2 separate regions of the Mus musculus genome follow, and region 2 is linked to region 1. Evidence: chromatin loops called from intact Hi-C (ENCODE). Cell type or tissue: left cerebral cortex. All regions are shown on one strand. Links, peaks and the distances in the headings refer to the core of each region. The heading gives the core; the rest is flanking DNA. Region 1 holds the start of 1700088E04Rik (RIKEN cDNA 1700088E04 gene). Region 2 holds the start of Eif3l (eukaryotic translation initiation factor 3, subunit L).

What was found. Peaks named below come from ENCODE experiments on the same cell type or tissue, not always from the same donor. Only the 100,000 strongest peaks of a DNase experiment are listed, where the experiment ranks them.
Region 2: a loop joins it to region 1, with 3 times the contacts of the local background. A loop is called at or near these places in 2 of 42 quality-filtered maps.

What each region holds. Positions count from the first base shown.
Region 1 is chr15:79,133,108-79,147,810 of GRCm38, forward strand. Micall1 (microtubule associated monooxygenase, calponin and LIM domain containing -like 1) reads left to right here. Exons shown (of 16, transcript NM_177461.1): 16 at 1-3,793. The coding sequence ends at 14. It overlaps 1700088E04Rik (RIKEN cDNA 1700088E04 gene), which reads right to left and starts at 8,144. Exons shown (of 7, transcript NM_138581.2): 1 at 8,048-8,144; 2 at 7,774-7,885; 3 at 6,131-6,193; 4 at 3,200-3,382; 5 at 2,530-2,658; 6 at 2,246-2,346; 7 at 1,548-2,115. The coding sequence starts at 7,876. The coding sequence ends at 2,044. It overlaps Polr2f (polymerase (RNA) II (DNA directed) polypeptide F), which reads left to right and starts at 8,218. Exons shown (of 5, transcript NM_027231.2): 1 at 8,218-8,327; 2 at 11,487-11,556; 3 at 12,946-13,076. The coding sequence starts at 8,308. In left cerebral cortex, for the core only: a CTCF peak has its summit at 6,694 (motif pointing left); a DNase peak (open chromatin) is centred at 8,169; H3K4me3 peaks cover 1,701 bases; H3K27ac peaks cover 1,053 bases.
Region 2 is chr15:79,067,036-79,081,738 of GRCm38, forward strand. It overlaps Eif3l (eukaryotic translation initiation factor 3, subunit L), which reads left to right and starts at 8,188. Exons shown (of 13, transcript NM_145139.2): 1 at 8,188-8,257; 2 at 8,736-8,784; 3 at 9,796-10,006; 4 at 11,039-11,118; 5 at 11,958-12,019; 6 at 14,552-14,621. The coding sequence starts at 8,225. In left cerebral cortex, for the core only: a CTCF peak has its summit at 4,804 (motif pointing left); DNase peaks (open chromatin) are centred at 4,806 and 8,128; H3K4me3 peaks cover 1,852 bases; H3K27ac peaks cover 761 bases.

The DNA of each region.
Region 1 (14,703 bases), core at 2,207-10,206:
GGGACAAGAGCTGACAGCGAAGGAAGCCACCTTCCTTTCCTCTCCTGGAGCCTTGAGGCCACAGCAGCACTCTGCTGCCGGGGGACCTGCCAAGGGGGACGATGACCGTGGGAGGGAGTCTCTGGGTGACTTTTCCCCTCCTCCATGGTCTCCAGCTGGTCTGGGCTAAAGATTTTTCCTTCTTCCCTGTGTCCCAACCAGTTGTGACTTAGCCCTGCCCACTTGGATTCTGTCCCCAGATGCTGTGGCCAGCCTGGAGCAAGCAGGGATGCAGGCTCCAGGCAGAGGCCGTGGCTCTCCTTGTTCTCCCTGAACCAGGTCAGATGGGGTCCTCACCACAGTCCTTCTCACAGCAGGCCCTGGTTAAGGGCTCGAGTACTTTGCAGCAGGCCAGCAGCAAGGTTGGCTGCCTAGCTTCTGCCTTCCCAGCTCTGACCCCTAGTCCCTGCCTTCCTGTCTAGCGCATATGTCCTTGAAACTCATGTCACCTCACTCAGGAGCTGTATTTATGAGGGTTGCAAGTCCAGCCCCTCAGAGCGCTCTGTGCTGTGTCAGAAGGGAATGGGCTGAAGACAGTTCCGTTTCCTCTCCCTCATCTCCTTTGCTCTGTGGGAACCCAGGATTACCACACAGGGAGCTGCTGGCTGAGCTGGGGCACTGACTCAGGTCAGCCTGGAAGGGATGCTTTGGGTGGGTGTTCTCTCAGTCAGGCTTTCTGTCTTCCCCACGTCCGGGGATGATGGGCCCATTCCTTTTTGTGGTCTGGGCAGTCTGTCACTGGGGACTGTGCCAGGCAGCTTATGGTCTAAGCACTGTTCTTACACTCGGGGACTTCAGAGTCCCTCCCTTTGTGCATCCTGGGAAGGAACTCACTGTATCTCAGTTGCCAGTGCCCCTTGGTAGTCTCTCCAGATTCACTTGCTGTCCTGGAACCAGGGCCACCACCTCAGAGGTCTTTCAGAGGAGCCCTATGACCCAGTTGCTGTAACCCAGGAGAGGGCTCTACCAGGCTGTCTCTGTGTCAAGGAAAGTTTGTATCTCAGTGAACAGGACAACCTTTCTCATAGTCACCTGTGTCCTGTCAACATGGGCCCATCAGAAGACATCCAGAATCCAGTTCTCCTACAGGCACAAGTTGTAAATGCTGACATCAAAGTTGAGTTTGTCACAGTGGGCTACACTTGTCCTGGGTTTTCCATTGTGCTAGGCCTGCACATTAGAGGGCTTGCCCCGACTGATTGAACCCTTATCTGCTGGCTGCTGCAGAGTAGTCATGTTTATTCTATTAGGACAAGAACACAGGTCATATGTTCTAATAGAGTTATGGGAAACTTCCAGCAGGTGCAGGAAATATTTATGGGGACAGGGAAATGAAAATATTGGTGAAGGTCAGGCTGCTTAGTGTCAACAGCCCAAAGAAAGGACACTGATGTGCAGTGTACCAGGTGGGGTACCAGGTGGGGTCCAAGTTAGATTCTCATCTGTGCTGGACAAGTTCTGATTCCGAACACATAAGTGTTATCCCTGGGGAAACAAGGTGGCACATGTCAGGGGCAAGTGAAATGTGTTTTATTGGCCAGTTAATTGTTGTGGTTAAACATTTGCCCAAGGCTACAAGAAGGCAAAGACTTAGATCCTAAGGGAAAGATCTAAGGGAGGAAAGAGTCATGTTTAATTTTTGGTTCAGAAAGGCAAAACAGAGCACCTGAGGCCAGCTGTGACATCAGGAGAGCCACAGAGAGGGTGCCCTTAGGCACATGTCCAAGGTGGGTGAGCCTGGGCATCGCCATGGTGTGCCTGGGGCTTTTCCCTAGAGAAAGAAACACAGTAGCTATGACACTACTCTGCGGCTTCTGCATCCCCAGGCAGTGACTAGGACACTGTTTCATGCCACAGGACAAAGCCATGTCATGATCTGGCGTGGCCCAGCCCCCATGGGTGGGCAGGCCTGGGATGGGTGCTGTGTGGCAGAGTGAAGGGCACTGGTTCTGGCTGTTGTGCCGGGTTGGCAGTCTCACTGGGTGAGCCCGCCCTTGTCTTGGGTTAAGTGGTGGCGAGGGCTTTCCTCAGCTCCTTGCTCCTCCTGCGATCAATGTCCTCCATTTCCCGTAGTTTCTGCAGAGAGCCACCAGAAAGAGCTGCTGTCATGGCAGGCAGGACACCCTAGACATCTAGCTAACTGTCCTGGTGCTGGCTGGGGCTCCTCCCCTTTGCTTCCACCCTCCCCTTGGGTGGGCTCTCCTACCTGGGAGATCTCAGCCAGGATGATGCTGCGGTACTGCCTGCCCTGCCCCAGAGCCTCCATGGCAGCCAAGAATTCTTTCCTGTCTTGGATTTCTTTCACCACTGCACAGAGGAGAGGGGCTGTCAATGCACAGGGTAGGCGTGCATAGAGCCCCAGCCATGCATGGTCTCTGAGGGACACCGGTGGGACATGTCTATCAAGCCATGTCACTCTTGTTAGCCCCATCAGTTCTACACACACACACACACACACACACACACACACACACACACACGGTGGCTCACGTTCATCAAACCGGTCCAGCTCTGGAGCTGGGTCTTCTTGCCGCACGTGGGGAACCTTTTTCCGTTCCTCCTTGTCCTTCCCAGTGGCAAAGATATTTTGGAGTCTTCGTTTCTCTTTCTCCAGATCTCCTGTGGGGCCCAGAAATGATTTTGCTAATGTGTAGAGCAAGGCCTGTTCCCGTGTTCCCATCGGCTGTGTGCACTGCGGGTGTCTCGTTTATGAGGAGTGGGCCTCTGCAGATCCCACACTTCTTTGGCTGTTTCTGAGCAGAGCGTGTTAGGCTAGCAGTGGAAACAACCGAGAACAAGCACCAGTGCAGAACTAATGAGTAACCCAGAACCGCAGGCCACCCAAGTGGCCTGTGTGTAAGGAACTGGGGGGAGAGGAGGGTGTTAGTGGGTCTGGGCCAAAGGCAGTGTTAGAAGAGGAGGGGCTCCCAGATGTGGACTCAGATGCATAGGAGATGGACTTGAGGGAACAGGAGGATAAGCAGCTGACAGCCACATGTCCCTCTGAGATTGGGAAAACTGGATTAATTTGAAAAAAGTTATAGGAAGATAAAGAGGGCCACCTGACTGGTTTCCTGCCCGGGTTTGTTACCAGCTTGCTTGAATGATGCTGTCCCAGGCTGATGTGACCCCCGAAAAGAGCCCTAAGCCCAGCACTTACTGGTGGCCTGAGGCTTGAATTGTTCACGACTGTACGCCCCATTGGCTTGGCACAAGCTGGCAGGCCTGAGGTGAGAGTGGGTGGCCAGAATGGGAGGCAGGTAGATGGCTGAGGCTGCCTTCTTGGAGGGAGAGCCCCTCAGGCTGGATGTAGGGTTGCACTGCAGGGGCAGAGGGGCTCCTCCTGGGAACACAAGGAGCAAGTGGGGCCACCTGTTGGGCTTGCTTCTCAGAGGAAATAAGGTAGCTGCTTATTAGGTGGTTGCTCCTTGTTCTTGATGCTTCTAGAACATATCCAAGGGTGTTTTCCTTTGGTCTGCGCACACTCGGTTCTTACACTGGATCATACCATGTGGTCAATAACAGATCCTTTTCTCACCCGTTTATCAAGGCCAACTTCCTATAAGCACATTCATACGTAACTTATTTTTTGATAGCTATGTACTAGTGGTTAGAATGGTTACATTATTTATTCAGCTAGTGTACTTCTGGACAGTCTGATCGTCTCTGGGTATTTTGTTTCTTTTTTTGTTGTTGGCTGGATTTTTACTACTTCCGACAATGCTGCAATAAACAAACATTCTTATACACTGAATCTGCAGTGTGGGCCTTTGTTTTTTATTTAAAAACTTTTTTTGTGTATGTAATAAATATAAATGTGGACACATTTGATACAGCATTATTGTGGGGATCAGAGGACAACTTATGGGACTCAGTTCTCCAGCCATGTTTGTCCCAGGGATCAAACTCAGGGTTGTTAAACTTGGCACCTTTCCCTGTTTAACGGTCTCACCAGCCCAGGGTCTTGGGTCTTTCCTTTTGTTTAAGGTGGGGTCTCTGTCCAGAGTGGCCTCCCAACGCCCTAAGGATGAGCTCCCTGCCTCTGTCCTCCAAGTCCATGGATTACAGCTATGCGCCGCCACACCATTATGTGGGACAAAATCTACTGCCTTCTGCCTGGGAGGCAGAACGTCAGCCTAGATGTCAGTGTTTATCAGAGAAGGCTCCTGTGGGAGGATAACAAACAGAAAACAGTGAAGAGGTGCTGAGGGGGGGCCTGGGCAGCAGCCGAGAGGCTAATGGAGTAGAGGGTGGAGATCAGAACATAGGGAAGTTTCTGGAAAGATGATTTTATTCTGCAATGTAGGAATCCATTGTTGGAATGTTGGAAGTTCTGGGGAAGGGTTGCCTCTTTTGCTTGCTGTTGAAAGTCTCATTCATGGCCAAGGAAAACAGCTATTCGAATGGGACACAGCATCGGTGGGGAGCTGGGCCCAGGCAGTAACAGATGAGAAGAGTGGTTAGGGTTCCTTCACAGACCTGAGAGGATGCCCTTGTTCTCAGGATGATCCTGTGCTCCGGCTCTACCTCCTCTTCCCTGGGTGCATACACAGTAACTAGTTATGGCCGCCGCGCTGCTGGTGTTCAGGGGAAGGAGAGGGGTTGGTTGTTTGAACCAAGCTCAAAACAACTTAGGGGTTTTTTTTTGGTTTTGATTTGTTTTGTTTTGGTTTAGTTTAGTTTAGTTTTGTTTTTATTTTGTTTTATTTTGTTTTTGAGACTGGGTTTCTTTAACAACAGTAGATTTTAGTAAGACAGGCAGAGTGAATTCCCAGGGAAGCCGCCAAAGCCATGAAGCTTCAAGGAAGATTTGTCTTTTAAGTTTTGTTTTTATTTTATGTGTAGGAGAGCTTGCATATATGGATGTATACTGTGTGTGTGTCTGGTACCCATAGGGGGGTCTGAGACCAGCTTGTTCTACAGAGCAAGTCTCAGGAGAGCCAGAGCTACACAGAGAAGCCCTGTCTCAAAACAAAAACTTATTTTCTTAGTTATGTGTGTATACATCATACACACATATAAACACACACAGTGCCCAGTGAGGCTCTGGAACTGGAGTTTTAGGTGACTGTCAGCCCACGTGGGAACTGAGAACTGAACTCAGGTCATCTACAAGAGCCGCACCTGCTCTTAACCACTGAGCCTGAGCCAGCTAGAGAGCTAGAGAGCTAGAGAGCCTGCCTCACTCTCCCCCCTTTTTCATTTGGTTGTTTTTTGTTTGTTTTTGAGACAAGTTTGAGACAAACTTTTTTTTTTTCTTCGAGACAGGGTTTCTCTGTATAGCCCTGGCTGTCCTGGAACTCACTTTGTAGATCAGGCTGTCCTGGAACTCAGAAATCCTCCTGCCTCTGCCTCCCAAATGCTGGATTTAAACCTGTGTTCCACACCACCCCAGGAATTTTTTTTTTTTTTTAATGTATATGAGTACACTGTAGTTGTCCTAAGACACACCAGAAGAGGGCATCAGATTCCATTATAGAGCATCAGATGCCATTACAGATGGTTGGGAGCCACCATGTAGTTGCTGCGAATTGAACTCAGGACCTCTGGAAGAGCAGTCAGTGCTCTTACCCACTGAGCCATCTCTCCAGCCTTGTGTTTTGTTTTGTATTGGTTTTTTTGAGACAGGGTTTCTCTTTGTAGCCCTGGCTGTCCTGGAACTTACTCTATAGACCAGGCTGGCCTCAAACTCAGAAATCTGCCTGCCTCTGCCTCCCAAGTGCTGGGATTAAAGGCGTGCACCACCACTGCCCGGCTTACTGAACCCTTTTTAATGAGACGAGATCTCACTGTGTAGCCATGGCTGTCAAGAACTTGCGGTATGAACTCCCCATCCCTTTCATATAGAGCGACATTGAAAATGTATTTCTGAGCCAGGCATGGTGGCACTCATTGTCAAAACTAACACTTGGAAGGCAGAGGCAGGCAGACTTCTAATAGATCTGTTCGAGGCCAGCCTGGTTTACAAAGTTCCAGGTCAGCCAGGGCTACACAGAGAAACCCTGTCTCAAGAAAAAAAAAAAAAAAAAAAAAAAAGTATCCCTGGTTCCTTCGCCCAGAAAGTCTCTAGCGTCAGAGTGACTGCCCTTACTTTTCATGGTGTCCATGATGTGGCGTTGCTGGAAGTTTGTCAGTTTAGACTCCTTCATCATAACTGCAAAATAAAGCCGGGGCTGACGTCTGGAGCTTCAGCAGACACACCTCATCCCACCAGGTCCCGCCCTTGCCCGCCCCCCCCCTCCATTCTGCACTGAGCTCCTCCACTCCTCTGCCTACTCCATCTTCTTTAGAGTGCCTGTCACTTAAGGTTCTTTTCCTTTTCTTGTATTTATTCATTAATTTATCTTTTTTTATTTCTCTTTTTATTTATTTGTTTATTTATAGAAACGGTCTCACTTTGTAGCCTGGCTGTCCTGAAATTTGGTATGTACATTGGGCAAGCCTCTAACTCACAAAGACTCACCCACCTCTTTCTTCAGAGTGCTAGAATCAAAGACATGAGCCACTATATGCAGCTTTTCTCCCTTTAAGATTGTATGTGGGCTGGAGAGATGACTCACATATCAAGAGCATATATGATGCTCTTCCAGAGGTCCTGAGTTCAATTCCCAACAACCACGTGGAAGCTCACAACCATCTGTAATGGGATCTGGTGCCCTCTTCTGGCCTGCAGGCATACATGCAGGCCGAACACTATCCATAATAAATAAACAAACAAATCTTAAAAAATAAAAGGTCGTGTGTGTGTGTGTGTGTGTGTGTGTGTGTGCGCGCGCGCGTGCGTGAGTGTGTAGCTATGCGTGTATGGCTGCCTGTGGAGGGCAGGGAAAGGCACTGACTCATAGGAAGCTAGAGTTACACATTGCTTTGACCCACCTGATATGGTTGTGGGGGATTGAACTTGGGTCCTTGAGAATAGCCAGTGCTCTTAATCTCTGAGCCATCTTTCCAGTCCTTATTTTATTTCAAGGATAGGTTCTTACTATATTATCTAGGCTAGCTTTTCTTGGGCTCAGGCAATCCTCCCATTACATATGCCTAAGACACACACACTTTTTTGGTGACTGGCTAACATGGGTGCTGGGGAATGAGCTTTCAAAGGGCAGTACATGTTCCTAACCACTGAGCCAGCTCTCCAACTGTAACACACACAGACTTTTTTGTGTATGGTGTGCTGGGGCTGAAACCCAGACTCCACATCTGCCTAGAATATACTCTGTCACTGAGCAACACCTTCAGCTCTATAATTTTCTCCTGTTCATTTTTCTTGTTACCCTCCTGTGTTATCAGTTTTCTGAGAGCAAGAGTTGTCCTTTGCAATCCTCTCAACACTCTATTCCTAGTACCTAGGACAATATCCAAATCACACATTAGGTTTTTGTCGTTGAATAATTAAGTGCATACATGCTCATTCATGTAGCAGAGGCTGGAGCTACAGTTGTGAGCAGAAACAGGCACGTTTCTTTGCCTGGTGGTGTTCACCATTTAGAAGGTGACACTAAACACCTCTAAGACTGTATAATGTCTAAGCCTGGTGAAGGGAATTGAATTTGGTACTGTGAAGGTCCCACTGCAGTGAGGAGATAGGCTTCATTGAAAGTGCATGTAAAAGATGAACTAACCATTCCAAAATTCTCCATCTCTGGTCTTTGATTCTTCCCCGAACCTTTCAGAATCCCAAGCTCTTAAGGAAAAACCGCACCGCTCGGGTCGTTGATCCCCTAATGCACTGACCTCTGAGCAGCTCACAAGTCCCCGGCGTGTAACCTGCTTGCTTACGGCAGCGGCGGAACCCGGTTCCTTTGGTCACCGAGTCCACCCTTTCCTGGGAAGCCATGGGAGGGCCCTAGGAGGGAGAGAAGCAATGACTCGCCCTAGTTACGCTTCGCAATCCGGACCTCTCATCACGAGCAACCTGGGAGTCTGAGAAGCTGGTGCCCGACCCCTCGGCTCCGGACAGCGCAGTGACCACAGTCCCTATCGTGACGGTCCGGGGAGGAGCGCTCACCTTAGGCGATGACCTGGGCGTGACAGAGCCCTCCGCACGGAGAAACTCCAAGGAGCTAGAGTGTCAGCGTCCTCACTAATCGCTCCTTGTTACCATGGTAACTAGCGACACGCCTCCACGCACGCGCATTAGCGTCTGGTCGGCCGCTGCTTCCCGGAAGTAACTGCGCCTGGGTCACGGCGCAAGCGCAAACTACGCGTGGTGCGGCGAGGGGCAAAGGCGCGCGTTCTCTGCTCTGCGCCCCGGGCGGAGAAGGCATCATGTCAGACAACGAGGACAAGTGAGCACGGGCCACGGAAGGAGGGAGGTCGTGGTGCGAGCAGGGCTCTTGGAGCACAGGCTAGCCCAGCTGCTGGGTTGGTGGGGCGAAGTCTTCAGAACTTCCTACCTCGCGGAGCAATGGGGACAGTGGTCAGAGAGTTCAGTCCGTGTGGCCCCTGTCCTCTGAGCGCTCTCTTTCTGGAAGGGAATGCCAGAGGTGTGTAGCTTGTGTAGTCGTGGAAGTAGGAAGGAAAAAGCAACCCAGAGAATGGCCTGGAAGGCTGGGAGCAGACGCGGGCTTGGGCTAGGTGTGATAGTAGCAGAGGTGGCAGAAGTGGGGATAGACTCTAGAGAGCATGAAGTTTAGTGTTGTTTGAGGCAAGGCCTCACTCTGAAACCCAGGCTGCCCGGGAATTCACTATATAGCTAAGGCTGGCTTTGAATTCGACACAGTCCTCTGCTTCAGCTTCCCAAGTGTTGATATATCTGGCATGAACCACCAGACCCAGCTGGATTATGGACATTTTTTTTTTTTTTTTCCGAGACAGGGTTTCTCTGTATAGCCCAGGCTGTCCTGGAACTCACTTTTGTAGATCAGGCTGAACTCAGGAATTCACCCACCTCTGCCTCCCCAAGTGCTGGGATTAAAGGCGTGCGCCACCACCACCCGGCTGGACATATTTTTATTTTATTTATTTGGAGACCAAATATAACCTTATATCAGGTGGTTCGAACATAGAGATTCATCTACCTCTGCTTTCCAGGTGATTTTTGTTCTTTTTTTTTTTTTTTTTTCCTGAGACAGAGTCTTTCAACATAGTCCTAGCTGTGTCTGGAAGTCACTGTGTAGATTTGGCTGTCCTCAAACTTACAGAGATCTGCCTGCTTTCACCTCCTGAGCACTGGATTACAGGCGTGCGCCACCATGCCTGGATCCTGATATATTTTAAAGATAGAACCTAAAGGATTTCTTGATACGCTGTATATGTTAATCAAGAGAGAAGATGAACTATGGTAGTCCTGATAGATCAGTCAGAATTCAGAGTCTGGGCGTGGTGGTTCACACCTGTAATCCTAGCACTTGGGAGGCTACTGCAGGGGAATTGTCCTGAACTAGATGTCAACATAGTGAGTCTCAGGCCAGCCTGAGTTACATACTGTGCAGTAAGATTGACTTCAAAACAAGCATACAAAATACAGTCAAAAATGCAATGAAAGCAGAGATGACGGCGTTGACCAGGGCAGTGATTGCCACCAGAGAAGAGATGGTGAGTGAGTGACTTGGGGGGAAGAGAACCCAGAAAAGCATCCCCTCCCCCAGAGTGGGAGGCAGGAGGGAGGAGCCAGGTATGCTGGCTGTCCAGGGGAAGGGTTCAGCATTGTAAAGATCCTTAGTGAAGCTGGGGGTGGTGCAAGCCTTTGATTCCAGCACTCAGGGCAGAGACTTGGGGGGGGGGGGGGGAATCTCTCAGTTCCAGGCCAGCCTTGTCTGCAGAGTGAGTTCCAGGCCAGCCTTGTCTGCAGAGTGAGTTCCAGGACAGCCAGGCAGCACAAAGAGACACTTTTCTTTTTTTTTTTTTTTTTTTTTTTAAAGATTTATTTATTTATTACATGTAAGTACACTGTAGCTGTCTTCAGACACACCAGAAGAGGGCGTCAGATTTCGTTACAGATGGTTGTGAGCCACCATGTGGTTGCTGGGATTTGAACTCTGGACCTTTGGAAGAACAGTCGGGTGCTCTTACCCACTGAGCCATCTCACCAGCCCCTTTTTTTTTTAAAGATTTATTTATTTACTATATGTAAGTACACTGTAGTTGTCTTCAGATACACCAGAAGAGGGCACCAGATCTCATTACGGGTGGTTGTGAGCCACCATGTGGTTGCTGGGATTTGAACTTCAGACCTTCGGAAGAGCAGTCGGGTGCCCTTACCCACTGAGCCATCTCACCAGCCCAAAGAGACACTTTTCAATGGGGAGGTTGTGGGGTGCGATGATCAGTGAGCACAGGAAGGATGGCTGTGGAGCTTGAGGGTGTGGCGAAAGCCTTACTGAGGTGAGGCTCTGACTCGGGAAGTGAAGAATTGGAGACAGCGAGTTTGGGCAGCTCCCTCAGACATTGTGCACCACGGGAGGCTGATGAGATGGAGGAGGGGCTAAAGGTGAAAGTTTTGCTGCCCGAGCCTAACAACCTAGGTTTGATCCCTAGAGCCCCTGGTAGAAGGAGAGAACAGAAAAGGGAGTCTTGGTGGTGTATGTGGGCCTGTACGCGAGCACGCATCATGTGCACGTTAGCAATAAATAAGCATGTTTTTAGAAGCCTGGTGACCTTAGGCTATGAAAATGGCAATGTCACCTTGGTCTTATGTAGTTTTGTTTGTTTGTTTGTTTGTTTGTTTTCTCCACCATAAGGGAATATGGAATTAAGCTGTAGCAGGAGGGGAAAGAATAATGGTGTGTTGTTTGTTTGTTTTTAAGAGGGGGAGGTGATGCTGGTAGTGTGCTGGTGCTGTGAGTGCCAGCGGCTTCATGCATGCTGTCTACACACCCTACTTTTGAGTTACAGCTCCAGCCCTGAAGTACACTTCACTTGTTTTTGTTCTTGAGACAAAATCTCACTATGTAGCCCAGGCTGGGCTCAAACTCCTAGTTCTCTCACTTCCCATTTCCAAATGCTAGGAGTACAGGAGTGTGCTACCACCCTGGCACGTTTATATTTCTCTCCTTATGTCCTTATGAGAGGCTGAAACTGTCTTCATGACGAGGGGGATGGCGCAGAGGTTAACCACACTTGGCTGGTTTCCCAGGGAGTAAAACCAGGCAGACAACTCCGGCTTCGGGGGCTCCCACACCCTCTTCTGGCTTCCAGGCGCACTTGTATGTGTGTACATTTACATACACAAACACACAGATAAAATAAACCTTAAACACACAGTCCCCGGACCAGAACAGTCCATGTGTACATGTAACTGGCGTGGTTCACAGAGAAGGAAACCACAGTGAAGGTGTCCTAGCAAACTGTGGGGACACATGGCACATGATTGGAGGCACAGAGTGACCCTCCAGAGTTTGGTTCCCTTGTTGAGATTTGCCGGCCCCTTGTCCGACACTGCTGAGACATGGGCTGTATCTCTGGTTCTGGCCGGTGATGCTCTAACCACCAGTTTCTTCTGGCAGTTTCGACGGCGACGACTTTGATGACGTTGAGGAGGACGAAGGACTTGACGACTTGGAAAATGCTGAGGAGGTCAGTAGCCAGCCTCGGCCTCTGCCCTGCAGCCCGGACAAGGGACGGGCAGCGTTCACCAAGGGCTTTCCCTGTTCACTTTCCAGGAATGCAATTCCATGGATCTGCTCCGGGCCTTTGTCTGAGTGCCACCTCAACTAGGTCTTGGGATAATCGTGTCGTCTTATGTATGGTTTGGTGGTGGTGGATCTTAGTATAGAGCCTGGAACTTACTATTTAAGCCAGACTGGCTTGTAGCTCACGAGAAATCAGCCTTCCTCTGCCACCTGAGTGCTAGGATTAAAGGCACAGGTAGAAGTAACTTTGGTCCGTTTTATTCACTACTGTATCCTAAATACGGTTCAGCATGTAGTAAGCACACAGCAAACAATTACTTTTTTTTTTTTATGTATTTTTATGCATGTGCACGTGTGCTGTATGCAGGCGCACTTACCTGTGCAATGCATGTGGAGGTCAGAGGTCATCCTCTCTCCTTCTCCATCTTATTTTTCAAGACAGGGTCTCTCTAAACTTGAGGCTCAGTGCTTCAATTAGGCTGTCAGCCAGCAAGCCCCAGAAACCCTTCTGACTCTACCACTAGTTCTGTGGCTATGCCTGTAGCACACTGCTACAGACCCAGACTTCTACATGGAGGCTAAGACCCAAATTTAGGTTCTCCAGTTTAGGTAGCAAGCAGGTTACTCTATGAGGCAAACCCTAACCCTTAAGTCTTGGTTTTAGAATCATGTAAACGGATCATGAGCTGCGCAGTTCTCTGGCAGCCGCCATTGCTATCAGAAACTCTTTGCTTTGTGTCAGATCACCATTATTCCTGTGTGCGTTTGTGCATGCGTGCTGCAGGGGATGAAACCCATGGTCTCGTGTGTTCTCTCTCTCTCTCTCTCTCTCTCTCTCTCTCTCTCTCTCTCTCTCTCTCTCTCTCTCTCTCTCTCTCTCGCCTAAATAGAGCAGAGGACAGCAGGTTCTTGCTCAGTATGTGTTTGACTCTCATTTACCATGACTGTTCTAGTCACCTGACCCAGTGACTCATTTGCCATATGAAAGAGCAGGTGTTTGTCCTGAGCTTCCGGTTCAGGGTGTGCTCACCACTTACAGGGCCAGCTGTTTGGGCAAGGCGGCTGGCTCTAGAGTTCTGAACACCGTCATCTTTACTGCTAGCTTGGAGGTTTTGGTCAGGTTGGCTGACTCTTGAAGCCCCTGGATTGGGGACCACAATCCTTACCTTACAAGGTTGCATGCGGTTAAGGATTGCGTGGTGTCAGTGAGTGGTTGCACGGTCCATGACATCCAGAAAGGGTTGAGGGTGGTGGGAAGTCTCTGTGTCATCATCGTCCTACCTGATCCAAAACTTGCCCTGAGATTTCCCCTCTTTGTTTGCTTGCTATCCAGGAGGGCCAGGAAAATGTCGAGATTCTCCCATCTGGTGAGCGACCACAGGCCAACCAGAAGCGGATCACCACTCCTTACATGACCAAGTATGAGCGGGCCCGGGTGCTGGGCACCCGGGCTCTTCAGATCGCGTAAGTGCTGCCCTTTGGCCGTCGTGTCTGTCAGTTCACCACAGTGAGCCCAAGCTGCTGGTCCTGCCCAGCCCTGGTGTGTCAGGACTTGTGCAGTGCTTTAGGGCACCTGTGGGAAAATGTAAGAAGTGACATGAGAAGTGACAGTAAGAACCCTGGTCAGCCGGGCGTGGTGGCGCACGCCTTTAATCCCAGCACTCGGGAGGCAGGGGCAGGCGGGTTTCTGAGTTCAAGGCCAGCCTGGTCTACAAAGTGAGTTTTAGGACAGCCAGGGCTATACAGAGAAACCGTGTCTCGAAAAACAAAAAACAAACAACAACAAAACAAACAAACAAAAAAGACACAGGAGGATCATGGGTTCACGGGCCTACCTGGACTACCGAGTGAGTTCTAGGCTAGTCTGGGCAACTAGCAAGACGCTGCCCCAAGATAAAGAATGAAAAGAGGTCTGGGGTGGAGCCCAGTACATGTGATTACCTGAGTTCAGAGAATTCCTGTCAGTTGGTCAAACAAAATAAGAGTGAATTCAGGCAAGGCTGCAACAGCTCCTTCTAGCTTACGCTGATGGGAGGGAGGCTGGCCAGCCCAGCCCAGTAAGCAGGCCCCTCACTTGGGAAAGTCTGGAGCAACGGTGGCTCTGGGCGCTAGGAAACTGAAGAGCATGTTGTTTTTCTAAATTTGGATGGCCGGCCAGTGAGCTCAGCCCATCCAGAGGAGGCAGGGTGTTAGTGGAACTCTAGTGGGAGACCCAAGCCTAAGGGAAACTGTTGGTATGGGGCGCGTGGGTGCTGCAGGATGGACTAGGGAGAAGGAAAAACACAGCAACAGCAGAACATTCTCCCATGGGGCTGGGGAGGCCTGCATAGGGCTGTGAGCATCCCTACCACGGGTTCATACAGCCCTGGGTAAAGTTGACTGCAGTGTCTGCCTCGGTAAAGGGTCTTATGTACAGTCAAGGTTGACCTCAGCCATCCTCAGCTATAGACCTTTCTTCAGCCTGGCTGCACTCTTGGCTCCTTGAGTAAAGCCACCTTCAGGGGGATATGTGGTCCTAGTGGCCTAAGGATAGTCTCTGTTATGGCACTCATTGGCTACATGTGGCCATTAAATCAGCCCTGTGAGGCAGTGCACACCTTTAACCCCAGCACTCAGGAACCAGAGGTGTGTTGATCTCTGTGACTCCAAGGCCAACCTGGTCTACATAAGGAGTTCCAGGAGAGCCTTGACTACACAGTGAGGCACCATCTCAAAAACAATAACAGTAAACCCCAAACAACCACCACTACAACAAAAAACACCTACCCAAACAAAGGAAAAGAAAGCACGCACACATACATACACACACACACCAATACTAGAGATACCTCAGATGCTCAGGGGCCTGTCTGTGGCTCCCAGTTAGCACGGGGACATCACAGGTACAAGACATTTCCAGTTTGCTGAGTGTTCTGGGACACATGTTCCTTTAGCTAAGATTGCCCTGTAGCAGGAAGCCTTCATTGTGCAAATCTAGCAGTGCTCACCACTGCACCTGTCGAGGATGCAGAGGTGATGAAGACATCACCTCTAGCTCCCCAGGGAGCTTCTGATGTAAAGGCAGTGTGGGCAGTGCCCTGCAAAGGATACA
Region 2 (14,703 bases), core at 3,279-11,278, 65 kb before region 1:
CCTCCAACAAGGCCACACCTCCTCATAGTGCCACTTAATGTGGGTCAAGCATTTAAATAGGGGCTTCTCAACTTCCAACTGCCAGGTTCCATCCACAGAACCCTTCATTGGCTCTAATGGCTGGACCCAACCCCAATCCTGCAGAGCAAAAAGCCTAAACTCAGGACATGAAACCCCACCAATCTGTGAGGTGACCTCAAGTTCCGGACTTGAAATCCCACCAATCCCCACCCTGGGTATCTCCACCCTGGAAGGCTCCACTCCCCTTTTTTGCTCAGTTCTCTGCTGCAGCTTGCCTGAGCAGAGGCAGCCACCCTCCTGAGGTTTTACCTCCTAATAAATCTCTTGAGTGAGGCTTGTAGTCAGTATGACTTTGTAGTATCCCTTGGCTCTGGACTGCCAGGATACCTTTCCCCTTACAGCTGTTACATAACAGGAAGGGTAATGAGAATCTTTTTCCTGAGTCCGAGCCCAGTGTGGCTACTGGCAGGTCCTTGGTAGAAAATGTTTCTGGGTATCCGAGGTTAGCACAAAGGAATGGCGAGGGATTCAAAAGGGAAGGCTGAGAGAGGGTCAGGGGGTTTTAGGGCCAGTTATGTGAATAGGTTTTTGTTTTAATCCAAGATATGGGATACGGGACACAGCAGCAGATGATTTGCTTAGTGCTCTGGCAGGGGCGTGACTTTGTCAGCCAGCTACAGATGGTTTCTGCTGCTGCTGCTGTTGTCAGCTGGTTGTTGGTTTGCTGGTTGCTGATTAGCAAACTCCTGATAATGAAGAACAAAGTTGCCTCCCTCAACACCCCTAATCAGCAGGAAGTAGTCTAGTTAGTAATATTGACTCACCTTTTCCACTCTAGTCTGTCTCTCCTATCTACTGCTGGGGGTTGGAAGGGATAAAGTTGAAGTAGAAAAAGGTAACCCATAAAGTAGCTAAAACTTTGCCTACGGGAAGCTTCAAATCCATCCATCTGAAAAACCATGACAGGCTGGGGCATGACTAATAACCCAAAGCAGAGAATTTCCTACCTCAAACCCCAGGCAACAGATCAAGAGAAGAAGGCAGCCCCTTAGCTACGAGATCCTCTATTGCAGGAGCTCAGGGCTGCTCGCTTCTTTTGCCTTTGAAGTCCTACTTTTCCATTTGCGAAGGAGCCCTGCAAAATCAAACGCCCTGTGATGAAAGATTGCATGGTCCGTAAGGGCTTTCATCTGCTCACCAATGTAGCCTTTCTAAGCTGAGTATGTGCCGTCAATCAATGCACCTAGTCTCCACTCAAATGCAATTGTACAAAAATGGGCTTAAATGGAAGCCAGAGAGTGGAAGAAGCTATGACAGTATAGATGGGAGCTGGGACAAGAATGATGGAAACAAGGTGGCTAGATTCTAGCTTATAGGACTGTTTTTGGGAGTAGAGCCCGCAAGATTTTCAGATGCATTGAATATGGCAGATGAGAGGAGGGAGAGAAGGGAAGGATGGTGACAGAGGTTTTGAGATGAGTGACTGTGGAGGGCACAGTGTCCTTGTGCTCACAGATAAGCACTGGTGAAACCAGGAGTGTTGAGCACACAGCCTTCTCTCTTCAGGGGCTGTGCATACCTGTTTTCCACCCAGAAGGCTGGGGAGAGATAAGGTTAATAACCTAGTGAACTTTGCTCTCTGGAAGGCCAGGCCTCACTGGACTCCCCCAGACTCTCCTGCCCTAGACTTTTAGCTTTGTTTCTTTATCAATAGAACCCATCCGTAGGGGAGATTTTACACGCACCCTATAGCCTGGTGACCTCTATAAGACCTTGGTCAGAGACCACACCACATCCTAGGCTTCTAAACTGTGGAACTCATGCTCATGGTAGAGGTCACGTGTACTTTGCAAAAGAGTTCTGGTCTAATCATGCTAAGCTTTATTAACAGGAAGATTCTTTTCCAAAATTATATTGTACTTAAATATGTCTATAATAGCCGGGCGTGGTGGCGCACGCCTTTAATCCCAGCACTTGGGAGGCAGAGGCAGGCGGATTTCTGAGTTCGAGGCCAGCCTGGTCTACAAAGTGAGTTCCAGGACAGCCAGGGCTACACAGAGAAACCCTGTCTCGGAAAAAGAAAAGGAAAAAAAAAAAAAAAAAAAAAGAAGAAAAAGAAAAAGAAAAAAAAAAAACCAAAAACCCAGAAGTTTGAACAAACACCAGCTCACTAAGTCGTGGTGAGCCAGGTTTCCTTTCCTGACTTTCTCCTTCCACTTCCCTGCTGGCAGTAGCATTTGCGCAGGGATCCCCACAAGCAATCAAAACACTAAAGTTCTCCTTAAATGAGAAGGGGAAACTGCAGTCAAAATGGGGTTGAATCTGAAAGTCACAGGTCAGTTTGGAATTGTTGTTGTTTAATCCTGCCTGTTCTGGAACTCACTCTGTAGACCAGGCTGGCCTGAACTCAGAGAGCCATCTCCTCTTCCTCTGGGTGTTCCTAGGATTGAAGGCATGAGTCATTTTGATGGATGTTAGGGATCAAACCCACCGCCTTACACCTGCTATGAAGCCCTTTGCCACTAAGCTACAGCTCAAACCCTGTGCATGCTAATTTTGAGGTGCCTTTTAGATACCCAATTACATAACCCATGACCCAGCCTCAATAGTGGGGTCTGGGATGGAGGCAGAAATGGAAAGTGTACAGCATATTTGTGGTCCCTAAGCCTCCTGGGCTAGGTAAGCTACTGGGGAGTTAGATAGGTGGACAGAGAGAGGGGAGTTAGCGATTAAGCCATGGAATCTGTGACTGGAGAGAAAAGAAGCAAGCCAGCACAAAGGGAAATGAGAACGAGTAGCCAGTGAGGAAGGACCTTTCAGGGCTTTTAGGATTCTCTTAGGTTATGTAAGCTCTTGGGTGCTAGAGAGATGGCTCATTGGTTCAACATTGGCTTACAGACACTTCCACAAGGCTTCTCCCAGGAACCTAGGGACAGTGACCTAGCAACAGCTGACATTGCCTGCTGCCAAGTGTTAGCCAGGTGTGACAACTTATAAGACGACTGTTCACTACCCCACTCTCTCTTCTCTCTCTCTCTCTCTCTCTCTCTCTCTCTCTCTCTCTCTCTTCTCTCTGTGTGTGTGTGTGTGTGTTTCCATGTCTACCCCTTTCCAGGTCCCTGCTCCCCTCCCTCCCTTCTCTCCATAATAAATAGGTCTGTCCCATGGTGTGATTCCTCAGGAGGATACCTTGGCATGGGCCCACCAAGGTATTCCCTCCGCTGCCGTGTTGTGCCACAATTCTACCATGTTATAAAACATAACATTACGGGTACTTGGTCCTCTTGCAGTGAGTGTTTGGTTTCGGGACCCTGGGACTGAGGTGCATATTTTATATGTCAAAGTAGATCTGGCTTCCAGGTTCTCCCAGCATCCCTCAGTCCCTACCTGGAATACTCTGCCCCCAACCCTGAACTGCCCTTACCCCTATATAATCCAGACTTTGGAGGCTCGGCCCTATATAATCCAGACATTTCAGTCTTCTCTCTCTTGCTCTCTCTTGCTCTCTCTGTGTTCCTCCTCCTCTCTCTCCCTCTCTCTCTTCTCCCTCCCTCCCTCTCCTTCCTTCCTTCTCTCTCCCCATGGTAACTTCACTGGGCTTGTCCTTGGGGCCAGTTAACTTGTCCAATAGTAGCTTCCCTATAAACCTGCATTTAATATAATCTAATCTGTCTTGAATTGGCTCATTTCCTATAACTTAAAACAGTGGGCATGAGTTAGTTCCTGGACCCTGGGTAACTCACCACTGCCTGAAAGCCCAGCTCACTGACTAGCATCCTCTTCCAGCTTCCATAAGCCTGCATATAATGTGGTGTGAATGAACATGCATGTAAACACACATGCCTATTCTTAATTAAAAATAAAAGAAATGTCCTTTTAAATTGTGTGTTCTAGTGTAAGGATCCATGATTTGCCAAAGAATGATACCCTGGACTCAAAGAGTGTTTTACTCTGCAGAAGCCCATCATGCTGGGGTCTCCTATTAGCAGAATAGAGAGACAACCAAGTGAGCTCTCAGGCCTGATTTAAACCTTAGAGGATTCTGGGGGTCGGCAACCTTTATCTTACTCCATCTTTAAGACCATTCCATTACCAGGGCATGGGGGCTGGAAACTGAGGTCTGGAAACTGTTGCTGAGGAGCTGAAGGAGTCTGGAAACTGCTGCTGACCCACTGTCCTTGCCTCCGGCCAGGTGGCAGGGCAGCTTCTGACTAGCTGCCCGAAGCCTGGGTTTTTTTTTTCTAGTAACTGACTTGCCTGGACTTGCCCAGTTCTTAGTCCTTGTCTCTTGGACTGCCAATTTGAAGTCTGTCATGAAGTCAGCCTAGCCTTCTTCTAGAAGAGCTAAGAAGGGCTTCTGTTTTTTTTTTTTTTTTTTTTTAAAGATTTATATATTTTTATTATATGTAAGTACACTGTAGTTGTCTTCATTCACTCCAGAAGAGGGAGTCAGATCTCATTACGGATGGTTGTGAGCCACCATGTGGTTGCTGGGATTTGAACTTCGGACCTTCAGAAGAGCAGTTGGGTGCTCTTACCCACTGTGCTATCTCACCAGCCCCAAGAAGGGCTTCTTAATAAGTAACTGAAGTATATGCCTGCTAGTTATAAGCAGGGGATCCAAGTTTGTGATACAGAAGTTTGCATGAAGAATAAAAAATAAGCCAGGGCTGAAGAGATGGCTCAGAGGTTAGGAGCACCGGCCAGCCACTCTTCCAAAGGTCCTGAGTTCAATTTTGAGCAACCACATGGTGGCTCATGACCATCTATAATGAGATCTGGTGCCCTCTTCTGGCCTGCAGGCATACATGCAGAGAGAACACTGGGGATTTGTGAAGCTCTGACCACTGAAAGCTGGGAGCCAGTGAAACCTCATCTCAAAGAACAAGACAGAACAAAACAAAACTTTAAAGCTGGGTGTGTTGGTCCATAAGTCCATACCTGTAATCCTAGCACTAGAGAAGCTGAGGCAGGGGGAGTATCACAAGTTTGAGCCAGACAAGGCTATACAGCCAAAAACCAGGCCAGCCAGGCCTGCAGAATAAGAACCTGTCCCAAATCAAATCAAAGCAACACAAAGTTCTCAAAACCCAGGGAGCAAATGTACATCTCGATGTTCTGAAACGCATGCTTTCCTTTCCTGGTTGATGACTGAATATGCTGTAGTTCCTGGATCTGGATCAACGTTGTGTCCTTTCTCTCTCCCCTTCCCCCCATAGCATCTCCCACATGCTAGGAAAGTGCTCCAGGCCTGGGCTGTTTTCCCAGATTTTTTTTTTTTTTTACTTTTGAAGACAAGGTTTCACTAGGTTTGACCAGACTAACCTTAAAGTGTTTATATCCCAGTCAGGCCTTGAACTTGCCACTTGAGTAGCTGGGATTACAGGCTTGAAACCTTAGGCCCAACTTTAACATTTGTTTCAACTGAAAATGGTCATATAATTGCTTCCTCTAGAATCTACTTTAGATCGAAAAATTTTTTTTTCAGTATTAAACTTCGATTCCATTACTGGTGGTTGTGAGCCACCATGTGGTTGCTGGGAATTGAACTCAGGACCACTGGAAGAGCAGTCAGTGTTCTTAACTACTGAGCCATCTCTCCAGCCCCCTTGGCTTACATTTTTTAAAACATTTTTTCTTCCAATTTCACATCTCTTTTTTTTTAAAATGTCATTAAACATTTTGAGAAACATTGTCAATATTTGAGAAACTGTATGAAATTCCTGGCATTTAGAAGCACGGTGAGAAATCAGGCTAAGTTTAATTTTCTAATAGCCCAATTTACCTTCAAATCTATTCACATTGTGAGCACTCACTGCTAAACGTGGCTACTGCCATGTCCTGTATGTGGAATGCCAGCAATAACTGAAATCCCTACTGAAAGTCCACTGCATGCAGACATTCCCAGGTGGCTTTCCTTCTGCAGCATTCCAGATGCTACTAGACACAGGGGAACTACAGCATAAAGGGAAGCCAAGTGGAAAACGCTTCCTTGAACACGTGTAGCAAACGTATTATTGTGCAAGTTTTATAAAACATGAAACTATCTGAGCACCTTACCTCATCCCCTCGGGGCACTCAGAAATGGTCCCGGGGCTCTAAAGTTAGTCATTAGTCTCAGGCTGGAGAGATAGCTCAGTGGCTAAGAGTACTGACTGCTCCTCCAGAGGTCCTGAGTTCAAAGGCCAGCAGCCACAGGATGGCTCACAACCATCTGTAATGGGATCTGATGCCCTCTTCTGGTGTGTCTGGAGACAACTACAGTGTACTCATATACATAAAAATAAATAAATAAATCTAAAAAAAAAAAAAAAAGAAAACCTCATTAGTCTCATGACCATAGTCACCTCAGGTCATACTCTAGAGGAGACAAGGAAATGTGGCAAAGTTAACCCTCCCTTGAAGAACCACATTTATGTTCTTATCCATATTTACTTACCCATGTACTTTCTTTTTTTTTTTTTTTTTTTTTTTTTAAAGATTTATTTATTTATTTATTTATTATATGTAAGTACACTGTAGCTGTCCTCAGACACTCCAGAAGAGGGAGTCAGATCTCGTTACGGATGGTTGTGAGCCACCATGTGGTTGCTGGGATTTGAACTCCTGACCTTCGGAAGAGCAGTCGGGTGCTCTTACCCACTGAGCCATCTCACCAGCCCACCCATGTACTTTCTATGACTAGTTTGAGACACTCATTGCTCTGTTCTCAGGTGCATCTTACATTGTTCTGAGTACATCTATCCCCTAATGCTAGTGCTTAACCTATGGCAAAACATCTTGGGGTGTGGGTGTGGGGTGAGGGGTATGGGTGTGGTAGTACACACCTCTGATCCCAACACTCAGGAGGCAGAGGCAGGTGGATCTCTGAGTTTGAGGTCATCCTGGTCTACATAATAGACCCTAGGACACCCAGAATTACATAATAGAAAGATCCTGTCTAAAACCAAATGAGCAGGGAGGTAGCTATGCAAGCCTTTAATCCCAGTAAGCAGGGGGCAGAGGCAGGTGGATCTCTTGAGTTCAAGGGCAGTCTGGTCTACAGACTGAGTTCCAGGACAGCCAGGGGTACAGCTGGCTGATTTTTGAAAAATCAGCTGTAACTCCAGAGGATTGATGCCCTGTGTGCATAATTCACTCATACAGAGGAATAAATAATCTTAAAAGTAAGGTCTTTATTAAACCCTAATTCTTTCTTGCTTAAATAAACCAAAGCAACCAGACAGGCAAACAAAAGGAACGACTTTAAGGAGTCTAGGGCTTAAGGAGCCAGGGGGGAGAATGGCAGTTCTAAATAGGACGCTTTGAGTAGAGGGCGTTGATTAGCAACACTCGTCCAGCAAACTCCTGTCTTCAACAGAGAGCCAGGCAGTGATACCGGGGTCATTTGTACTAAAGTCTGGTCAGAGGTAAGCATGAGTGCCGAAGCCCAGAGTTGTGTACCTGGCTGTAATAAGCAGAGATTGTTGTGACCCGGAGACAAGGATGCAGGTGCCCAAAAGGTAAGGCAAATCAGCTGTTCAGGGATTGGTTCTCGCCTTCCACCATGTGGGTCTCCCACATCGAACTCAGGTCGTTAGGCTTGGTGTCAAGGGCCTTCACCAGTTTGGTCATCCTGAGTGTTCTCAGGTTGATTTTTTTTTTTTTTTTTTTTTTTTTTTTGGTGGTGGTGGTGTGGGGGAGAAATTTCTCGCTGCAGGCAAAACCGTTTACACCTAAATCTAAGGTCAGGAACGCTACATCTTAGCAGGTCACTTGTCATCGTCTCTGTACCGTTTTCTTCTGATTTCTCTTTATTTTTGTTGTTGTTGTTTTGGAGACCCCGCTTTATAATCAGATTGGCCTGGAAATAACTAACTTTGGTTATCCTCGAATTTGTTGCAGTCTCCTGCCTCCGCCATCCTTGAGATGGCAGATGTGAGTCAACAGGGTCTAGGCATTCTTCCCCTTTATCGCTTGCCCGCCCCTACTTCTGCGTGCACACCATACTCCACAATAATGTCCTTTGAAAAGCCCGTTTTGCAGGGAGGAAGGAACTCTGATAGTTTAGGAACTCCGTCCTTCCAATCAGAGCTACTTCGCTTCCCCGGCGACCCCGGAAAGGCTTTCGGGCAGGTTGGGCTGGGCGGGACTTCCGGTCCGGCCAAGCAGGCGCGGAGTTCTTCTTCCGCTCTCTCCCACGGGCTTCTGGAGCGCCGTAGCCATGTCTTACCCCGCTGATGACTACGAGTCTGAGGTAATGAAGCGGTGAGCGCGTGGCGGGGTCCGCGGTGGGCACCCGGTTCGGTGGGATCTGTCCCCGAGGTGAGGCGGCGTCCAGATCGGGCCGGAACAAGCGGACCTCGATCATTCCGGCCCTCCCGGCCCCGGGTCTCCTCCCCGGGTCCCTCCTCTGCCGGCCGTATGTCCCCGCGTGTAGTCGCAGTCAGTCGGAGGCGGGCTGAAGGGTGTTTAATGCTGAGTTCTTGGCTCTCATGGCGTCTGCTTCAGACGGGGCTATTACTGTGTTTTTCTTGTCTTGTTGCACCTGTAAGCGTGTTTTGTGCTTGCCCGGGGTCCCTTTTCTCTCACACATGTGAAGCCCTCCGAGGTAGCGACTGTCAGTCTTATCTGAGTAGTATGTTTTGCCTCCTGCTTGACATGGAGGCCCGAGGACGAGCATTTTTGGAGTCCCCATTTGGCGTGTCTCCCTAACTTTGTCTCTTTCCTTGCAGGCTGCTTATGATCCCTACGCCTACCCGGGCGACTATGATATGCACACAGGTGAGGCTCTCAGTTTGCCCGGCTGTCTCTTGCCTTCCAAGGATTGGCACTTTTTTCTTTGACCATCTCAGCGTTGACTCCCAACAGGGACCTGTTAAAAACTGCGTCCTAATGGAGTGGTGGAGTCGGCCATTAGGTCTGATTGGTAGGGTTGTGAAGAGTCTAATTAAACCAGGCCTTTTTTGTGGTCTACCTGCCCACGTCAGAAGAGGACCATCACTGACCCGGCTAGGTTTTTCTTACTTGGGGCAGATTTTATTTGTTATACTGGGGTGGAACCCAGAGCCCCATGCTTGTGGACGGTCTCTGAACCACACCCACAGCCCTCCTCCCTGAGCTGTCTGGCCAAGGTCAAAAAGCTTTGTGGCTTTGTTGTTTGGGTGCCGGAGATGAGATTAAACCACACACTCCAGCCCCAAAGAAGGAAATCTTGGTGTGAAAATCTTCCTTGATTCAAACCAAGTCTAAGTGAAATACTTTGGGGAGGCTTTTGAAGTTTACCGAAATGTTCTAGTCACTTTGAGATTAAGTAAGTACCAAGTGGCTTGCGATGCTCACAGCATGTATTTTATTGGCCCTTACAGTAGAGTAGTTTTACAAAGTAAGCATGTTAATGTGTCTTTAAAGGTGAAAGAAAATAGCGTACTATGCATCATTTGGTTAGAAAGTGAGTTTCCTTTCCTGTTTTTTAAAGATGGGGGTCTCGTTATGTAGCTCTGGCTATCCCGGAACTCACTATATAGAGCATGCTAGCCTCACAGATTCAGCTGTCTGAGGGTTGGGATTAGCAGTGTGCACCCACCTACCCAGCTGAGAAGTAACTTTAATGGTATGTCCTGAGGGACAAGGACAGTGGGCTGGGATTGAGGATGACGGCTGACCTTAGACCCTTGCCCATGCTGGGCAAGCAGTCTGGGACTGAGACTGAACTCTATCCCCGGCCCCTTGGGGTGGTCCTGCCCCGACGTGTCATCAGGAGCCTGGGAGCACTCTGTCGTGTCTCTCTCCTAGGAGATCCGAAGCAGGACCTTGCCTATGAGCGGCAGTATGAGCAGCAGACATATCAGGTGATACCGGAAGTGATCAAAAACTTCATCCAGTACTTCCACAAGACTGTCTCCGATTTGATTGACCAGAAGGTGTACGAGCTTCAGGCCAGCCGCGTCTCGAGTGATGTCATTGACCAGAAGGTGTACGAGATCCAGGACATTTACGAGAACAGGTGTGGATTGTAACATTGTCTTTCTGAGTGGAGCTGGCCTGGCGACGGGGGCCTGCAAGATGATGCAGCTCCTCCCTGTGTGTGCAAACATGTGCGTGTGTGCTGTGTGTGTGTGTGTGTGTGTGTGTGTTTTGGAGATGGTTTCACTATGTCTTTATGACTCCTTTGGGCCAGAGCGCTGGTTTATCCTTCCTAATGCTGGCACTTCTTCATACAGTTCCTCATGTTGTGATGCCCCCCTAATCATAAAACCATTTTTTTGTTGCTACTTCATAACTGTCATTTTGTCATTGTTGTGAATTATAATGTAAATATTTTCTGGAGGTAAAAGCTTGTCAAGGAAGTTGTAACCCACAGGTTGCAAACCACTGGCCTTGGAGCCATGTTAATTAACTGGACTTTGTATCCCAGAAACAAACAAGATCTAAAATAACATCATTACTAATAATGACAGAAGTACCAATTTGTACATGTTACCATGTGGATGAAGCAGGGTTGGCATGTGTGTTTATTGCTTTGCTCTTAACAGTAATCCCATGATGGGAGTTGTGTGATTTTTTTTTTTTCTTCTTTTCTCCTGTTGTAATAGAACTGAATTGCATAGCTAGCACTGTGCGTATGCCGAGTTCTGAACCTGTGTACTCTTGACACCGGAGTCTAATTTTGAACTATGTAACCATCCAATACATACCAGTGTGAACCAAGCTCCGGAGTAGTATTGAGGGATGCCCTGAAGGCAATGAATGCTAGCTATAGACAGGCCAGCTAGGGATGGGATAGGAGATATTTCAAGCAAGGATGGATGTGTGTGTGCAAATAACCAGCCGCCTATTGGATCAGTGAACAGGAGTTGACCGACCTCTGCTCCCACATTGCTGAGGGTCAGGAGAGGAGAGCTGGGTTGAGGCAAGGCTTATGGAAGCCTTAGGCTCTGTTTCTGTCTCTGTGCTGTCTCCCATGTCTCTGGATCGAGGGTTGGGTCTTGAGTCCTTCTTGTTCTGCAGTTGTGAATTGTTTACATTTGGCTTTCAGCTGGACCAAGCTAACTGAAAGGTTCTTCAAGAATACACCGTGGCCTGAGGCAGAAGCAATTGCACCCCAAGTTGGCAATGGTAGGTGTAACACTGTGTCTCGCGTGCTGGATAACAGATGTCAGGACTGGACTCATCAGAGAGGTCAAGAGGGCTTGCGAGGTTTTCTTTGGTTTTTTTTTTGTTTTTTTTTTCCCAAGACTAGGCTTCTCTGTACCTGGCGGCTGTCCTGGAACTTGCTCTATAGTCCAGGCTGGCCTCAAATTCAGATATCCTCCTGCCTCTGTCTCCTGAGAGGTAAAGATAAAGGCCTGTGCCACCTCGCCTGGCTTGCCTGTGTTTCACTTAGCATTTTGTTTCCCCGGAGCTTGGGGAATTACCCAGTGAGAGAGAGCTGTGTAATGTGAGCTTCCCCAGATCTGGAGTCTTGTCTTCCATGCGGGTGGGCTGATCCTTGAGTCCCTTTGCCTTCAGCTTCTTTGCCTCTCACCGCTCACTTTCATGGTCTGTGTGGATGAGGTCTGCAGATGTGGCTTCTCTTTGGCGTGTGGTGTGACCAGGACCTTAGGCATGCAAGACAGGCTCCCGTTGAGCTGTGGTCTGTGTTTGCCATGCACCGGTTTGCTTTTTCAGTTTTTTTGTTTGCTTTGTTTTTCTAGACTAGCCCTGACTAGCCCTAGCGCTATCTCTGTAGACCAGGCTGGCCTGAACTTCACAGAGCTCTCCCTGCCTAAGTCTCTCAAGTACGTGGCTCAAAGTCTTGAGTAAGCCATGTGTTGGGTACATAGTTTCTTGGGGCACAAGCTTAAGGATTTAAAAGTTTAACCTCTAAATCCCCTCTGTCTCTCCACCTGAAAGGCTGCAGAAGACAGCCAGTTGGTTTGTAGATTAACAAAGTACCCTTCAACCATGTCTTTCAGATGCCGTATTCCTAATTTTGTACAAAGAATTGTACTACAGGCATATTTACGCCAAAGTCAGTGTGAGTACTCTACGCTCGTGTTGGTATTATCAGTAGCTTTGTCAGATGCCTACGTCAGTTCCATCTCTAGCACAGTCTCTCGTCCACGTCTAAAGATGCTTTGTATGGGTTTTGTTGTTGTTTCTTTTTCCTTTTATTATACAAGTATGAGTGATTGGCCTGCATGTATGTCTGTGAGCCATGTGTGTGCCCGGTGCCCACAGAGGTCAGAAGAGGGCATCGGAACTGGGGTTCCAGACGGTTGTGGGCTGGCTGTAGATGTTGGGAATCTAACCCTGGCCCCGGCGAGAACAGTGTTCTTCACCATGAAGCATCTTGCCAGCCAGCCCCCCACCCCACACCCCATTGGTTTTTGTTCATTTTAACTTTCTCTGAAGAAAGGCAAAATGAATTGTTTGACCCAGAAAGTTGGTCTCTGTTGTGGACGCTTGAGCACTCAAGCTTGTCTGTCCTTAATGTCTCCATCATCTCAGGGGTACATATATCCCTACAGCCCATCACCATTAGCACATCCCAAGGCAGGTCCACAGCCCTGCTGGCTGACATATTTGCTAGTTTTATTTCTTTTTGCTTTTTTTTTTGGACAGGACTTCTCTGTATAATAGCCCTGGTGCTCACTCAGTACACCAGGCTGGCCTTGAATGCCGCACCTAGCTTTGATTGCTCATTCTCTGTTACTGGCCCGTTGTAAATATTAACCATTAGTGGCGGTTTCTACCGGACTTAGGTTGTTCAATCCCAATAAGCCGTAGGCAGCACTAGAGCTGGGCAGATACCTACCCTCCATGCTATTCTCTCTACTTCCCCGCTGATGACCCTTGAGATATGACTTGCCATGCGGTTCACTCTTACTTCTGCTGACCAGGCCTTGTGGTCAATTCTCATGATCTCTTACCCCATGGCACCTTCTACCTCCTCCACCTTTCTCTTCTATGGTCCTGCCTCAGACCTGAAGCCCAGGGACTGAAACTCCACCTACCTCTCTTTTGCCTGCTATAGGCTGTATGCTTATTTATTCAACCAATAGTTTTGAATTAAGGAGCAAGGTTACATAGCAGCACTTGGTGTGTGTGAAGGTCTCCTCATCCCTGAGGGCAGCCAGACCTGAAGGCCAGTATTTAGCATCACAATACATAGCAATGGACCAAACCTAAACAATTCCCCTTTTGTGTCTAAAAGGTTCTTTCTCTTAGACTAATAAATAAACAACATATAGTAGGAACAATTACAAAATAATTATGAAAATTATTAGGTAAGAGTTACGTTCAAAAAGTCCAGTTTGTATTTGTCAACGCAGAAGAAAGTATTTTATTATCTAGCCTGTCTTGGTGAGTTCAGAATCTAAATCAATTTCTATCCTACCATTATTAACTTAAAAATATTTTCTTATACCTAAAACATTTTCTTTTGTTTGTTTGTTTGTTTGTTTGTTTGTTTTTCGAGACAGGGTTTCTCTGTGTAGCCTTAGCTGTCCTGGAACTCACTCTGTAGACCAGGCTGGCCTTGAACTCAGAAATCTACCTGCCTCTGCCTCCCGAGTGCTGGGATTAAAGACGTGCACTGACAGCTCTTATGTGAAGCAGCAATTATGAAGGACTAGTTTACCATGTCTTGGCAGAGCTTGCCAGTGGACTATCCTGTGTCTATTTGTCCTTTCTGGATAGTGTTTTGTCTGCAAGTGAAGTTAGGACATTTTCTTGGCCCAGTGGCTAGCTTGCCACAGTTGGAACAACTTCATCTGGAAATGCTTGGTGCTCATTATCCTCTTCCAAGTAGGATGGGGTGTTGGCCAGGAGTCAACATGTCTCAATGTCAAAAAAGGTCTAAATTAATAGAATTATATCTAAAGGCCAACATTCTGTGAGTCTCTAAGGTTTTTGAAGACCATCCAAGGAGTTAAAGCGTGAGCTAAAATGCAGCTATGCCCCTTATACCAATTGCGTGCCAGGCGGCAGAGCCCATGAACGTAACAGCAAGTGTAAATGCTAGCCAGCCTAGGCTCTTCCTGGGCACCACGCTACACTTCCACTGAAGCACAGCTCTGGACGCTGGGGACAGATGCCAGCCTAGGTGCACAGGTGCAGACACAGGAGACAGAGACAGACAGACAGGCGGGTCTGAATCCTGGATCAGCCTGGTCTGCATAGTAAAGTCAGGGTAGGACCTTTTGCTGATAGATACATCTGTCTGCTTGCACACAACAGTCTGGCACTGGGAACTTGTGGTAGCCCAGTGCTGGGTTGTCTCTTAACTCTGGCCTTCAGGTACCCCAAGTGCTCCTTCCTCCCCTTTGTTAGTAGGGCCATAGCTCCAGAAGCACCTTCCCTTTCTCTCCTAGAGCTGCATGCTTGTTGTGTGAGTGTTGGTTGTGATCTGTGGCCATAAAACTTGGCCTTGTCCTGATGTTCACTCACTGTGGTACCCCAGTCTTCCCCTTCTTATGTACTTGAAGAAGACAGGCCTCATTCTCAGCCATGGCAGTGAGCTGCGAGGAAAGTACTTATGTGCCCTAACATCCTGTTCTCTTTCCAGGGGGGTCCCTCCTTAGAACAGAGGTTCGAATCTTATTACAACTACTGCAATCTCTTCAACTACATCCTCAGTAAGTCTCAGATTTGGCCAAAGGAGTGTATTTGAGCACCTAGCTTGCTCTTTTTTAGCCAGATTTCAATGTGCAAGTAGGA